Regions from separate parts of the Homo sapiens genome. Here region 1 is linked to region 2. Evidence: chromatin contacts called from ENCODE Hi-C data. All regions are on one chromosome and are shown on one strand. The core of a region is the stretch at or near the end of the contact, and the rest is flanking DNA. Distances in the headings are between cores, read along the strand shown.

Region 1 (7,340 bases), core at 2,499-4,998, 370 kb after region 2:
CCTGTCTCTACTAAGTACAAAAAATTAGCCAAATGTGGTGGTGCATGCCTGTAATCCCAGCTACTTGGGAGGCTGAGGCAGGAGAATCACTTGAACCTGGGAGGCAGAGATTGCAGTGAGCTGAGATTGCGCCACTGCACTCCAACCTGGGTAACAAGAGTGAAACTCCTTTTCAAACAAAAAAAAATTTTTTTTTTTTGTAAAGACAAGGGCTCTCTATGTTGCCCAGGCTGGTCTTGAACACCTAGACTCAAATGATCCTCCTGCCTCAGCCTCTCAAAGTGCTAGGATTACAGGTGTGAGCCACCACACCCAGTTTAGGTTCTTAATATTTTACCCCAAACCTGGTCATCTCTACAATTCTGTATCTCAGTGAATGGTAAGTCCATCCATCCACACGCTATCTTCCTCCTTCCCATCCATCCTCCATCCATCAAATCCTCTTACTTTTACCCCTTAAATATCTCTAAAATCTGCCATTTCTTGCCATTTCTACTGCTGCCTACCCCAGATAAAAGTCACCACCATCAATGGCAATGGCCTGCAATGGCCTTCTTTTTTTCTTTTTTTTTTTTTGAGACGGAGTTTCACCTTGTTGCCCAGGCTGATCTTGGCTCACTGCAACCTCCGCCTCCCAGGTTCAAGTCATTCTCCTGCCTCAGCCTCCCAAGTAGCTAGGATTACAGGCCCATGTCACCACGCCCAGCTAATTTTTATATGTTTAGTAGAGACGGGGTTTCACCATGTTGGCCAGGCTGGCCTAGAACTTCTGACCACAGGTGATCTACCTGCCTCGGCCTCCCAAAGTTCTGGGATTACAGGTGTGAACCAACGAGTCCAGCTGCAATGGGCTTCGTAAATGTTCCCTGCATTCACTCTCGCCCTTTTCATATCCATTCACCAGAAGACTGATGGAGTGATCTTTTTAAACCCAAAATCTGATATCACACTCTTGCTTGAAACTTTTTAATGGATTATCACTGTTCTTAGGATATAAATCTTTATTATGAAAAACTTGGCCAGGCGCCGTGGCTCATGCCTGTAATTCCAGCACTTTGGAAGGCCGAAGAGATAGGATTGCTTGAGTCCAGGAATATAAGACCAGCCTGAGCAACGTAGTGAGACCCCCGTCTTTATTTTTTGCTTTTTTGTGTGTTTTTTCATTTCTGCTTTTTTTTTTTTTTTTTAAGACGGAGTCTTGCTCTGTTGCCCAGGCTAGAATGCAGTGGCTTAATCTCAGCTCACTGAAACCTCCACCTCCCAGGTTCAAGCAATTCTTCTACCTCAGCCTCCCGAGTAGCTGGGATTACAAGCACACACCACCACATATGGCTAATTTTTATGTTTTTAGTAGAGACTGGGTTTCACCATGTTGGTCAGGCTGGTCTTGAACTCCTGACCTTAAGTAATACACCCGCCTCGGCCTCCCAAAGTACTGAGATTACAGGAGTGAGCCACCCTGTCTGGTCTCACTTCTTTTTGTATCTTTTTCCTTCATCTTTTATTTTCTACCCATCTCTCCATTTTTAAATTAATACATACATAAATTTTAAAAAGGAAAAAAACTTGTACATGAATATTCAGAGCAGGATTATTCATAATAGCTAAAAAGCAGAAACAACCTGAATGTCCATCAACTAATGATAAATAAACAAAATATAGCCTAGCCATAGAGTGCAATATTATTTGGCCATGGAAGGAATGAAGTATGAATACATGCTAGAGTGTGGATGAACCTTGAAAACATTATACTAAGTGAAAGAAGCAAGGCACAAAAGATCACATACCATATAATTCCATTTATAGAAATGTCCAGAATCGGCAAATCCATAGAGACAGAAAGTAGATTGGTGGTTGCCTAAGGCTAGATGTTTGGGGGAAATGGAGAGTGACTGCTGAAGGCTGCAGGGTTTTTTTTTTAGGGTGACGAAAATGTTCTCAAATTGACTGTGGTTATGTACAACTCTGTGAATATACTAAAAACCAATGAATTGTATTTTTTTCTTTTTTTAATTTCTTTCTTTTTTTTTTTTTTTTTTGAGAGAGTCTCACTCTATTACCCAGGCTGGAGCACGGTGGCATGGTCATAGCTCACTGCAGCCTCAACCTCCTGGGCTCAAGAGATCCTCCCAACTTAGCCTCCAGAGTAGTTGGGAATACAGGTAGATACCACAATGCCTGGGTAACTTTTTAATTTTTCATAGAGATGAAGTTGCACTGTGTTGCTCAGGCTGATCTCAAACTCCTGGCCTCAAGCAATCCTCCCACCTTGGCTTCCCAAAGTGCTGGGATTATAGGCATGAGCCACCATGCCCGGCTGAATTGTACATTATTTATTTATTTTATTTTATTTTTTTGAGACAGAGTTTTGCTCTCATCCCCCAGGCTGGAGTGCAATGGTGTGATCTCAGGTCACTGCAACTTCCGCCTCCCAGGTTCAATCAATTCTCCTGCCTCAGCCTCCCGAGTAGCTGGGATTACAGGCACCCACCACCACACCAGGCTAATTTTTATATTTTTAGTAGAGATGGCGTTTCACAATGTTGGCCAGGCTGGTCTCAAACTCCTGACTTCAAGTGATCCACCCACCTTGGCCTCCCAAAGTGCTGGGATTACAGGTGTGAGCCACCGCACCCCAGCCACAGCATTTCTTTTCTTTTCTTTTCTTTTTTTTTTCTTTTTGAGATGGAGTCTCTCTCTGTTGCCCCAGACTGGAGTGCAGTGGCGCAATCTCAGCTCACTGCAACCTCCACCTCCTGGATTCAAGTGATTCTCCTGCCTCAGCCTCCCAAGTAGCTGGGATTACAGGCATGTGCCACCATACCCAACTAATTGTATTTTTAGTAGAGACGGGGTTTCAGTATGTTGGCCAGGCTGGTCTTGAACTCCTGGCCTCAAGTGATCCACCTGTCTCTGCTTCCCAAAGTGCTGGGATTACAGGCATGAGCTACCTCAACTGGCTACCAAATTGTGCATTTTAAATGTGTGAATTTTGTGGTGTGTGAATTATATCTCAATAATGCTCTTACCAAAAAAAAAAAAATCTTTATATGGCCTCTGAAAGCTTACCTCAGCTGGACCTTGTCTACCGCACCTCACCTGGTCTCCTTCACCTCATTCCACAAAGCACAGCCAATGTCATCTTGGTTCCTCCAATGCAACACACTCCAGCCCTCCTCCGAGCTTGGGCTTTTACACACCCCCCTTCTTAGAACACTCTTCTGCCTCTTCACATAATTCAGTCCTCCACATTGGTATCACTTTCTCAAGGAAGCCTCCCTGCCCACCCACCATGAGTCATGATCAAGTTCCTCTTCTGGGCCTGCCAAAGCACCCCTTTTACTTTGCTCTCTACCAAACGTCACTTTGTGATTATTTGGATCATGTCCGTCTTCCCCACTAGACTAGGCCCCATGAGTGCAGCTCCATGCCTGCTTTGCTCACTCTTGCACTTAAACCCTGTGCCTAGCCCTGGCCTAACACATGAGGAGGACTCCAGATATCTTGGTTGAATAATAAATGAGCAATATATTACTGTTTGCCCCTAACTTGGAAAACAAATGATAGGTTCAACAATTCTAGAGCTCCACAAATGACTCAGCAAAAACATGTTCGGAGGCACTCCCAACGTGAAATTAGAAGGTTGGAAACTCAGAGGACGGGACAGGCTTAGATAGAAACATTGGCCTCTTCCCAGGTAAGTTCTCCCCAGGAGGTGGGGAGCAAACTCTCTGAGCAGCCAGTTACAGGGAACTCATGACTAAGCTCTGTTGCTGTTTATCAAGATACACACTGACTCTCAGAAGTTCTAGCGTGAACCAAATCCTGCTTCAACCCCATGGGCTTTCAGTGTAGGACTTTTTCTTTTTGTTGGTGATCACACACCCTACTGGTGGCTTAACCAATTACATTGCCTCAGCCCCTGTGACACTCCAGCTCCGCGTCCCCTTTATGATGCTTCAAATATCATAAAAGCAGAGAAAAATCATATGTCATATATCAGAAAATCATATATCAACTTTTTTTTATTTTGAGGTCTTTCACACACTGAACTTATTTTAATCATAATTGTCAATTATAAATAAACATAATTACTATGTTCCTTTTTTGATGTCAAATTGTTGCAATTTGGACAGTGGCTTCCTTATCCTTCTACCATTGCTGGCCTAAAATCCTTGTGTTCTAGGCCCATTCCAAATTTTCCTTGTTCCAAGACACAGAATCAGCCACCCACTAAGAAGTCTCATTTCCTTTTGATGGGTGCACGAGAGTGGGAGGTTAGCAGAAGAAATGCTGTTAATGGGCTAGGTGCAGTGGCCTAGCCTGTAATCCCAACACTTTGGAAGGCTGAGGCAGGAGGATCACCTGAGGTCAGGAGTTCGAGACCAGCCTGGCCAACATGGGGAAACCCCATATCTACTAAAAATACAAAAAATTAGCTGGGCGTGGTGGTGTGTGCCTGTAATCCCAGCTACTCAGGAGGCTGAGCCAGGAGAATTGCTTGAACCCAGGAGGCGGAGGTTGCAGTGAGCTGAGATCATGCCACTGCACTCCAGCCTGGGCAACAGAGAGAGACTTCATCTCAAAAAGGAAAAAAAAAAAAAGAAGAAGGAAAAGAAATGCTGTGGCCAGGGCATGGTGGCTCACGCCTGTAATCCCAGTACTTTGGGAGGCTGAGGCAGGTGGATCATGAGGTCAGGAGCTCAAGACCAGCTTGGCCATTATGGTGAAACCCCATCTCTACTAAAAATACAAAAATTAGGCAGATGCCTATAATCCCAGCTACTCAGGAGGCTGAGGGAGGAGAATCACTTGAACCTGGGAGGCAGAGGTTCAGTGAGCCAAGATTGAGCCACTACAGTCCAGCCTGGCAACAGAGCGAGACTCCATTTCAAAAAAAGAAAAAAGAAAAAGAAAAAGAAATGCTGTTAATGAACTGTATTTTAGGGTCAGAGCCAGGAAATTATATTTCTCTTAAAGCTTATGGGTTCACAATAATGTTTCCAATTGAACTCTATGTTGTAATTTTTTATTCAATATAAAATATTTTCAGGCCAGGCCCGGTGGCTCATGCCTGCAATCCCAACACTAGAAGGCAAGACGGGAGAATTGCTTGAGACCCAGAGTTCAGGACCAGCCTGGGTAACATACCGCAACCCCCTCTCTATAAAAGAAAAAAAAGATATAATTGTTTTCATTTATTTTATCTGCAATATTCCTGCATAGAGATTTAATCTTCACCCTCACTATAATTGCATTTCCTTTACTAGCCCTCATTTGCCTTGCCAACCGCCATTATACCGTCCCTTTGCTGATGGTGATGTCTGTTGGCTTGGTCTCCTTGTTCTGGTTGACCAGACTATCCTCCTGTTATAAACAGCAGGAAACACAACCCCAAAACACACATACACACACACTGGAAGCCTACATGAATTTCACATGCATCGTTTGAGGCAGCCTCCTGAGAGCCAGTCATCCTTCCAAGACAGTGACTGCTTCGGGAGTAAAATCATAACTGAGAGAGTCTCAGGGAACTTTGTTGTTGTTTTACTGAGTTGACATTTGGGAAGTTTAAGGTCTTTATTGCTCTGACAGAGTATTTTAACTTAATTTTTTTTGTTGAGACAGAGTCTTGTTATGATGCTCAGGTTGCTCTCGAACTCCTGGGCTTGAGTGATCCTCCTGCCACAGCCTCCTGAGCAGCTAGGATTACGTAGGTGCACGTCACCATACCTGGCTCTTTATCTTGCTTTTTGTCATTAGAAAAGTATCACACAAATGAATTACAAAGAAGATCATTTCATTCAGAAATGTTGGAAACTACTGAAAAGTATAAAGATGAAACTAAAAATCACTCCAATCTCATCATCCAGAAATAACTGAGGGCCAAGGCACAGTGGCTCGCATGTGTAATCCCAGCACTTTGGGAGGCTGAGGCAGGAGGATCACTTGAGCCCAGGAGTTCAAGACCTGCCTGGGCAATATAGGGAGACTCTATCTCTACAAAAAAACACAAAAATACGAAATTACAAAAGAAACAAATAACTGAAGCTAACATTTTGAAAAAAGAAGTAGGCCGGGCGTGGTGGCTCACGCCTGTAATCCCAGCACTTTGGGAGGCCAAGGTGGGCTGATCACCTGAGGTCAGGAGTTCAAGACCAGACCGACCAATGTGATGAAACCCCGTCTCTACTAAAAATACAAAAATTAGCTGGGCATGGTGGCACATGCCTGTAATCCCAGTTACTCGGGGACTGAGACAGAAGAATCACTTGAACCTGGGAGGCAGAGATTGCAGTGAGCCGAGATCGCACCATTGCACTCCAGCCTGGGCAACAAGAGTGAAACTCCATCTCAAAAAAAAAAAAAAAAAAAAGAATACTGAGAATATGAAAAACCTTTTTTTTTCTAGATCCATCAATGCCTCTTGAAGAGAGTATCAAAAATCAATATGAAACTGAAAGAGCTACTGAACTGCAGACAAAAATTTCATCAGATACATCAGAGATTTCTCTAAAGGTTAAAAAGAAACGTGAGAAATATTAAAAGTCAATTGCCTGGTGTGGTGGCTTGCACCTATAATCCCAGCTACTTGAGAGGCTGAGGCAGAAGAATCCTTTGAGCCCAGAAGTTAGAGTTTACAATAAGTTCTGATTGCACTACTGCACTCCAGCCTGGGCCACAAGACAAGAAGACTCTGTCTCAAAAAAAAAAAAAAAAAAAGAGTCAGTTGTACTATTCTGCTTTGTGGTTTTGTGTATTAATCTGCAATTTATAGAGTTTTAATGAAAAGTCATCAGTGTTGGTAGAATGCTGATTTAAATGTATTTATGAGAAAATGTCACCTTGTCACCTGAGTTAAAACACACAATCAAAATGGCAGGGTGAAAACTGTGGACTCCAAAGTTCATGCTTTCACTAATTTCTTTTCTTTTTAAAAAAACATTTTTGGCCGGGCGCAGTGGCTCACGCCTGTAATCCCAGCACTTTGGGAGGCCAAGGTGGATGGATCACAAGGTCAGGCGATTGAGAACATCCTGGCTAAAACAGTGAAACCCCATCTCTACTAAAAATACAAAAAAATTAACCAGGTGTGGTGGCGGGCGCCTGTAGTCCCAGCTACTCGAGAGGCTGAGTCAGGAGAATCTCTTGAACCCGGGAGTTGGAGGTTACAGTGAGCTGAGATCGTTGCCACTGCACTCCAGCCTGGGTGAGAGAGCAAGACTCAATTGCAAAAAAAAAAAAAAACCTGGCAGGTAACTGTGTTTTGTTTTATTCTTAACTAATGTTTCTTTTTTTCTTAATCCAGTGAAATTTAGCAATGGGGGGTTGTATACCAA
Region 2 (6,898 bases), core at 3,323-5,822:
CCTGCTGGAGCTCTTGGAGCTTTGTGTGGGGCACTAGGGGAAGGAGGCAGGCACTCCACCCTGACCTGCCCCTACCTCTGGATGAGGGTCTTCTCTGCCTGTTGGATGATGTGCTGCCCCTGCTCTTGGAGGAAGAGGCCTCCCAGCCACCCCCTCCTGCCAGTCGCCTTGCCCTGCTGACCCAGACAGATCTGCTATCCCTACAGCATCCAGGAAGGCCACAGGGAGGGGGCCCAGGTGGCATGGGTTTCTGAGGCCTGGGATCTGCTCTCAGTCCCGCTCTCGCCAACCCCCTTTGCCCCTCTGTGACAGTGTGTGTACATATGCGTGCATGTGTGTACCTGTGTGGTGTGGCTCACAAGGTCACCCCTGGGGGTGGGATAATAAGAGGTAAAGTGTGACCCCCTCTCTTCCGTACATTCATTTTTTCAAGCTTGTGAATATTCACATTGTTAATATAATCTTCTGCAGTCCCATGACTTCGAATAGCACTTAGATGCCGATGACCCCCCCACCAAAGAAACCCCACTGTCTCCCACAGACTCCAGGTCTGTATCTCCAACTGCCTACTCAATACAACACGTCCACCTGATACAATGAACTTAATGTGTCTAAACCCCAATTCCACATTTCCAGTCCTCCTACCGGCTCCTCCCCCAGTCTTCTCTACTTTACTATATGACAACTCCATTTTTCCCAATACTGGTTTTAAAAACCCTGGAGTAGTCCTTGACTCCAGTCTCTCTCACCTTTCAACCAATTCAGCAGCAAATACTGACAGCTCTACCTTTGCTCATCAAAGCATATCCCCAAATCACCCTATTCCAGACTGCACACTGTCATCTCTCCCTTCAATTACAGCAGTAGCCTCCTAACTAGTTTTCTTGATTCCACTCCTGCCCATCAGCAGTGAAATTACCCCAGAGCAGTTAAAATGATCTTTTAGGATGGGCACAGTGGCTCACGCCTGTAATACCAGCACTTTGGGAGGTGGAGGCTGGCTGATCCCCTTAGGTTGGGAGTTCAAGACCATCCTCACCAACAGGGAGAAACCCCATCTCTACTAAAAATACAAAAATTAGCCGGATGTGGTGGGACGTGTCTGTAATCCCAACTACTTGGGAGGCTGAGACAGGAGAACTGCTTGAACCCGGGAGGTGGAGGTTGCAGTGAGCCAGAATCGTGCCACAGCACTCCAGCCTGGGCAAGAAGCGCGAAACTCCGTCTCAAAATAAAATAATCTTCTAAAAATGACAGGGCCAGGTGGGGTGGCACTTTTTTATAATCCGAGCACTTTGGGAGGCTGAGGTGGGCAGATCGCTTGACATCAGGGGTTTGAGACCAGCCTGGCCAACATGGTGAAACTCCGTCTCTACTAAAAATACTAAAAATTAGCTGGGCGTGGTGGCGGGTGCCTGTAATCCCAGCTACTCGGGAGGCTGATGCAGGAGAATCGCCTGAACCAGGCAGATGCAGGATGCAGTGAGCCAAGATTAAGACACTGCACTCCAACCTAAGCAATACTTTGTCTCAAAAATAAAAAAAAGCCTGGGAAACAAAGTGAGACCCCGTCTCTACAAAAAAGTCAAAAAATTAGCTGGGTATGGTGGCAGTGATGGCACACACCTGTAGTCCCGGCTACTTGGGAAGCTTTTTAATATTTTTTGCAGAGACCGGGTCTCACTCTGTTACCTGGCCTGGTCTTGAACTCCTGGGCTCCAACAATCCCCTTTCCTGGGCCTCCCAAAGTGCTGGGATTACAGGCATGAGCCACCGTGCCCAGCCTCAAAGCATATTTTAAAGGATAGAAATAAACAGCCATATGAAGAGATACAGACAGGGCGGTCTGGAAGGGTCCAGAGCAGGAGCTTCTATCTCCATAGAGTTGGGGTTACGTCACCCTCTGGGCACATTCTGTCAGCCTCCACACGTTCAGCCCTCAGAAGCTCCCGAACCCTGTCCTTTGGGCCTTTTATGGAGAACTCCATTGGCTGTCCATGACTGAAGCATGGACAACTGTGATAATGTGATTGGGCAAAAAGGGTCTGATCTAAGCCCAGCAAGGCCAGTCCAGATTCTTTGGGCCTTTGTGCAGCATTCCTTTCTCCAGGGTATGGGGCAAGGACCCACTCTGGAATGAGGATCCTACAACCCACAATCAGATTAGAGTCCTGCCTTGGGCAGCTGAAAAGAGGACAGGAGAAGGTCAGAGAGACGAAAGGCTGTTTTTTGAGGCCTGAGGCACCCCAACATGACAACGTAAGACTGTAACCATGGTCATGTGAGTTATGAGCTAGGAACCCTGGACGAAACCAGCACATATACAATCATCTCCCACCTCCCAACGCCTTTACTTTCACAGCCTCTGCAGCAAACTGCGGTCACTATAATCGCTCCTGTGGCACAGAGGCATACCCAGGGGAATCTGCCCAGGGGGCCACTCTGTGCCCACGTGGGAACCCACACCTGCTTGTAAAGCCTCCCCTCCCTCTGACCAGCAACCAGGACAGTTTGTTGTTCCAAGCAGTGGGCTCATGTCTGTTTTGGCTCAGAACAGGGTGGGGAGAGCGGGCCAGGGACCCGCAGGAAGGCTTATCCTTGAGATTGCGTGGGAGACACAACAAGGGGTGGGGGCCCGCAGGCGGGGCGGGGCGAAGCAGGTGATATCAAGCCCAGAGCCCCAGCCTCTCCCCACAGTCTCACCATGGCCCGCACCGTGGTGCTCATCACCGGCTGTTCCTCGGGCATCGGCCTGCACTTGGCCGTACGTCTGGCTTCAGATCCATCCCAGAGCTTCAAAGGTATAGATAGGCAGGGACAGGGAGGGAGAGAAGGGAGGAGCCCTTGGAGGCCAGAAGGGAAGTCAGATCTTCCTCCTCTCCCAAAACCTCCAGTGTATGCCACGTTGAGGGACCTGAAAACACAGGGCCGGCTGTGGGAGGCGGCCCGGGCCCTGGCATGCCCTCCGGGATCCCTGGAGACGTTGCAGCTGGACGTAAGGGACTCAAAATCCGTGGCCGCTGCCCGGGAACGCGTGACTGAGGGCCGCGTGGACGTGCTGGGTGAGCCTCCTGGAAGCATATGGGCTCCTAGGAGCCTTCTCCGCCCTGCGTTGAAACCAACATGTTCCCAGGCCCAGGGAGCACGAGGGGACAGGCCGTGCTGAGGGTGATGCTGAGGCGGGCTGGTCGGGCCTCTTGTCTCCGCAGTGTGTAACGCAGGCCTGGGCCTGCTGGGGCCGCTGGAGGCGCTGGGGGAGGACGCCGTGGCCTCTGTGCTGGACGTGAATGTAGTAGGGACTGTGCGGATGCTGCAGGCCTTCCTGCCAGACATGAAGAGGCGCGGTTCGGGACGCGTGTTGGTGACCGGGAGCGTGGGAGGATTGATGGGTGAGTGGTAGGGAGTGGCCTCGGCAGCTCCAGATTCTTTGTGTGCGGAGCTGAGCCTTGAAGGCAGGTTCCGCGGGGGGGGTGGAGTGGGGTGCCGTCAGCTTGGAGGGGCACCGTCTGCCCGGGGATGACCCCCTGGCCGCTGCGCCTCAGGAACCTCGTCTCCCCACCTAAGGGCTGCCTTTCAATGACGTTTATTGCGCCAGCAAGTTCGCGCTCGAAGGCTTATGCGAGAGTCTGGCGGTTCTGCTGCTGCCCTTTGGGGTCCAGTGAGTCAACACCCCCGTTCCCCGAACCCTCTTAACTCTGACCTAGAGACGCCGAGCACCCTGTCCTGCGGGAGCCGCTCTGGGGCGATCTCCCTGGCCCTCTCTGCCCGGCTCACATTAGCTGTGTGCCAGGCACTTGGGCTGGGCGCATGGCACGCATTGTGCCACCTGCTGACCTAGCTGCTGAAGTGTTGGTATTGTTATGGGGAAGCTCCAGCCCAGAGAGGTTAGGTGACTGGCCCAAGGTCACACAGCGGCCAGGGACCCCGCTAGATTCGAATCCTGACACCAGGGCTCCCTTGTAGCCTCAGATGGATTTGGGAGGGCTGCTCCGGCAGGAACCCGCGTTTCAAATGTTCTGGTTATCCCCAGCGCCCTTTCCGCCTCACTTCCCAGCGCAGCGGTGCTGCTCGCGGTCGGGGGCCGGGACGTGGTTGGGGCTGGGACTGGGGTTGGGGCTGGGACTGGGGCCTGGCTGGCGTCCGCCCCCTCCCACTCGTTGCTCTCCGGCCAGCAGCTTGAGCCTGATCGAGTGCGGCCCAGTGCACACCGCCTTCATGGAGAAGGTGTTGGGCAGCCCAGAGGAGGTGCTGGACCGCACGGACATCCACACCTTCCACCGCTTCTACCAATACCTCGCCCACAGCAAGCAAGTCTTTCGCGAGGCGGCGCAGAACCCTGAGGAGGTGGCGGAGGTGAGCGCCGGGCTGGACTCCAGGAGTGGGGGCGGTGCGTCCTCCGGCGCGCAGCGGTGGCCACAGCTCTCCTCCCGCCGCCGCAGGTCTTCCTCACCGCTTTGCGCGCCCCGAAGCCGACCCTGCGCTACTTCACCACCGAGCGCTTCCTGCCCCTGCTGCGGATGCGCCTGGACGACCCCAGCGGCTCCAACTACGTCACCGCCATGCACCGGGAAGTGTTCGGCGACGTTCCGGCAAAGGCCGAGGCTGGGGCCGAGGCTGGGGGCGGGGCCGGGCCTGGGGCAGAGGACGAGGCCGGGCGCGGTGCGGTGGGGGACCCTGAGCTCGGCGATCCTCCGGCCGCCCCGCAGTAAAGGCTTCCTCAGCCGCTGTCTCCCGCGCCCTTCTTTGTCCCCTGGGTCTGTGTGGTCCCTGGGGATGGGGCGGCGGTAGCAGCTGTGGGTGGCTAATTAAGATAGATCGCGTTAGCCAGTTTTACCAGCGCAGCTAGGCGCGATGGCTGTCGCCTGTAATGCCAGCGCTTTGGGAGGCGGAGGCAGGAGGATCGCTCAAGCCCCGGAGTTGGAGACCAGCCAGAGCAACACAGTGAGACCCCCATCTCTACAAAAATAAAGAAAATTTAAAAATCAGCACAGTGGCACCATTCCTTGAGCCCAGGAGTTGGAGGGTGCAGTGAGCATGATGGGGCCACTGCACTCCAGCCTGGGTGACAGAGTGAGACCCTGTCAATTAATCAAATGAACCAACCAACCGAAAAACTCAGAAACCAAGGTCCAGAAAGAAGCCAGCCCAGGATCACACCTCAAGTCCATATTAAAGGCCAGACACAGTCTCTGGATAACCAAGGGGCATCTGCAGGAGGAGTTAGGTGGGAATTGGCTTGGGGTAGAGTCAGGTTGTGACTTGGACCCCATTAGCCATGAGACCTCAGGCAAGTTCCTTGCTTTCTCTCAGTCTTTCTTTTCTTTCTTTCTTTCTTTTTTTTTTATTTTCTGAGACAGAGTTTCGCTCTTGTTGCCTAGGCTGGAGTGCAATGGGGCAATCTCGGCTCACCACAATCTCCGCTTCCCAGATTCAAGTGATTCTCCTGCCTCAGCCTCCCAAGTAGCTGGGATACCGGCTAATTTTGTATGTTCGGTAGAGACGGGGTTTCTCCATGTTGGTCAGGCTGGTCTCAAACTCTCGACCTTAGGTGATCCGCCCGCCTCGGCCTCTCAGATTGCTGGGCATACAGGCATGAGCCACCGCGACCGGCCCTCTGAGTCTTTCTTATCTGTAAAATGGGTATAATAATACCTATCTAATCGGTTTTAGTAATGGTGGAGATAATGCCTGAAAGTGCTAGTATAGAGGTTTAATAGCCAGCAAGGACTGTTATTAGAATGAATAGTAATATGACTACTGTCACATTTTGCAAATGTGTAAAGAAGAAAGAGGGCTAAGTGAATCAAAGGGAGACAGCCCCACTCACCCTGTTCTGCCCCAGAGGACTGAGCGATCCCCACCATCTGGCAAGCTGCCTCACCAGGAGGTCCAGCTGGGGCTACAGGACTGGCTACTTTGCTACAATGGCCCGTCTTTCCTGAGCCCAGTGGAGGGTCCCAGGGGGGCAGGAGTCATTGATAGGGGCCAGTAGGGTTGTAGAGCCACTGTCTGAACTTCTGTGGAGGTCTGGTGCAGGGGAGGTGTGAACAGATAGGAGGCTAGGTGAGGATGCAGCAGAGGAAGGGGGCAGGAGTGCCCCAGGAGGGGGCGGTACCGAGGCAGGGATTCAGCTGGGTCTGAGAGGGAGGCAAGGCTGAGGGGGATGGCCCTTTGGAGTGGGCAGGGACATGACCACAGAAAGCCTGGGAAGTGGAAACAGACAGGAGCCTGTTGGAGCTCTTGGAGCTTTGTGTGGGGCACTGGGGGAAGGAGGCAGGCACTCCACCCTGACCTGCCCCTACCTCGGATGAGGGTCTTCTCTGCCTGTTGGATGATGTGCTGCCCCTGCTCTTGGAGGAAGAGGCCTCCCAGCCACCCCCTCCTGCCAGTCGCCCTGACCTGCTGACCCAGACAGATCTGCTATCCCTACAGCATCCAGGAAGGCCACAGGGAGGGGGCCCAGGTGGCATGGGTTTCTGAGGCCTGGGATCTGCTCTCAGTCCCGCTCTCGCCAACCCCCTTTGCCCCTCTGTGACAGTGTGTGTACATATGCGTGCATGTGTGTACCTGTGTGGTGTGGCTCACAAGGTCACCCCTGGGGGTGGGATAATAAGAGGTAAAGTGTGACCCCCTCTCTTCCGTACATTCATTTTTTCAAGCTTGTGAATATTCACATTGTTAATATAATCTTCTGCAGTCCCATGACTTCGAATAGCACTTAGATGCCGATGACCCCCCCACCAAAGAAACCCCACTGTCTCCCACAGACTCCAGGTCTGTATCTCCAACTGCCTACTCAATACAACACGTCCACCTGATGCAATGAACTTAATGTGTCTAAACCCCAATTCCACATTTCCAGTCCTCCTACCGGCTCCTCCCCCAGTCTTCTCTACTT

What was found. A loop is a pair of places that touch in the nucleus more often than their neighbours do. Pooled maps may share reads with other maps.
Region 1: a pooled map shows a loop between it and region 2 (2.5-fold over the local background). The contact joins the enhancer-like site here to the promoter of HSD17B1-AS1 in region 2. A Hi-C loop is called at or near these places in 13 of 37 single-sample maps with no recorded cell type and 7 of 50 pooled maps.

What each region holds. Positions count from the first base shown.
Region 1 is chr17:42,925,548-42,932,887 of GRCh38, forward strand. It overlaps the pseudogene RNY4P2. Among named protein-coding and RNA genes, the nearest start is that of G6PC1, 28 kb to the left of the region's middle. RefSeq lists enhancers at 2,902-3,478, 3,368-3,517. Within about 2 kb of position 3,749, at least 19 of the 41 ENCODE cell types and tissues checked have a DNase peak (open chromatin) inside an H3K27ac peak, as active enhancers do.
Region 2 is chr17:42,550,230-42,557,127 of GRCh38, forward strand. It overlaps HSD17B1-AS1 (HSD17B1 antisense RNA 1), which reads right to left and starts at 4,573. Exons shown (of 1, transcript NR_144402.1): 1 at 2,207-4,573. It overlaps HSD17B1 (hydroxysteroid 17-beta dehydrogenase 1), which reads left to right and starts at 2,694. Exons shown (of 6, transcript NM_000413.4): 1 at 2,694-2,801; 2 at 2,895-3,062; 3 at 3,210-3,389; 4 at 3,565-3,658; 5 at 4,176-4,353; 6 at 4,440-4,985. The coding sequence starts at 2,705. The coding sequence ends at 4,709. RefSeq lists a cis regulatory region at 2,152-2,168, a promoter at 2,618-2,694, enhancers at 4,338-4,905, 5,721-6,268 and a silencer at 4,555-4,714.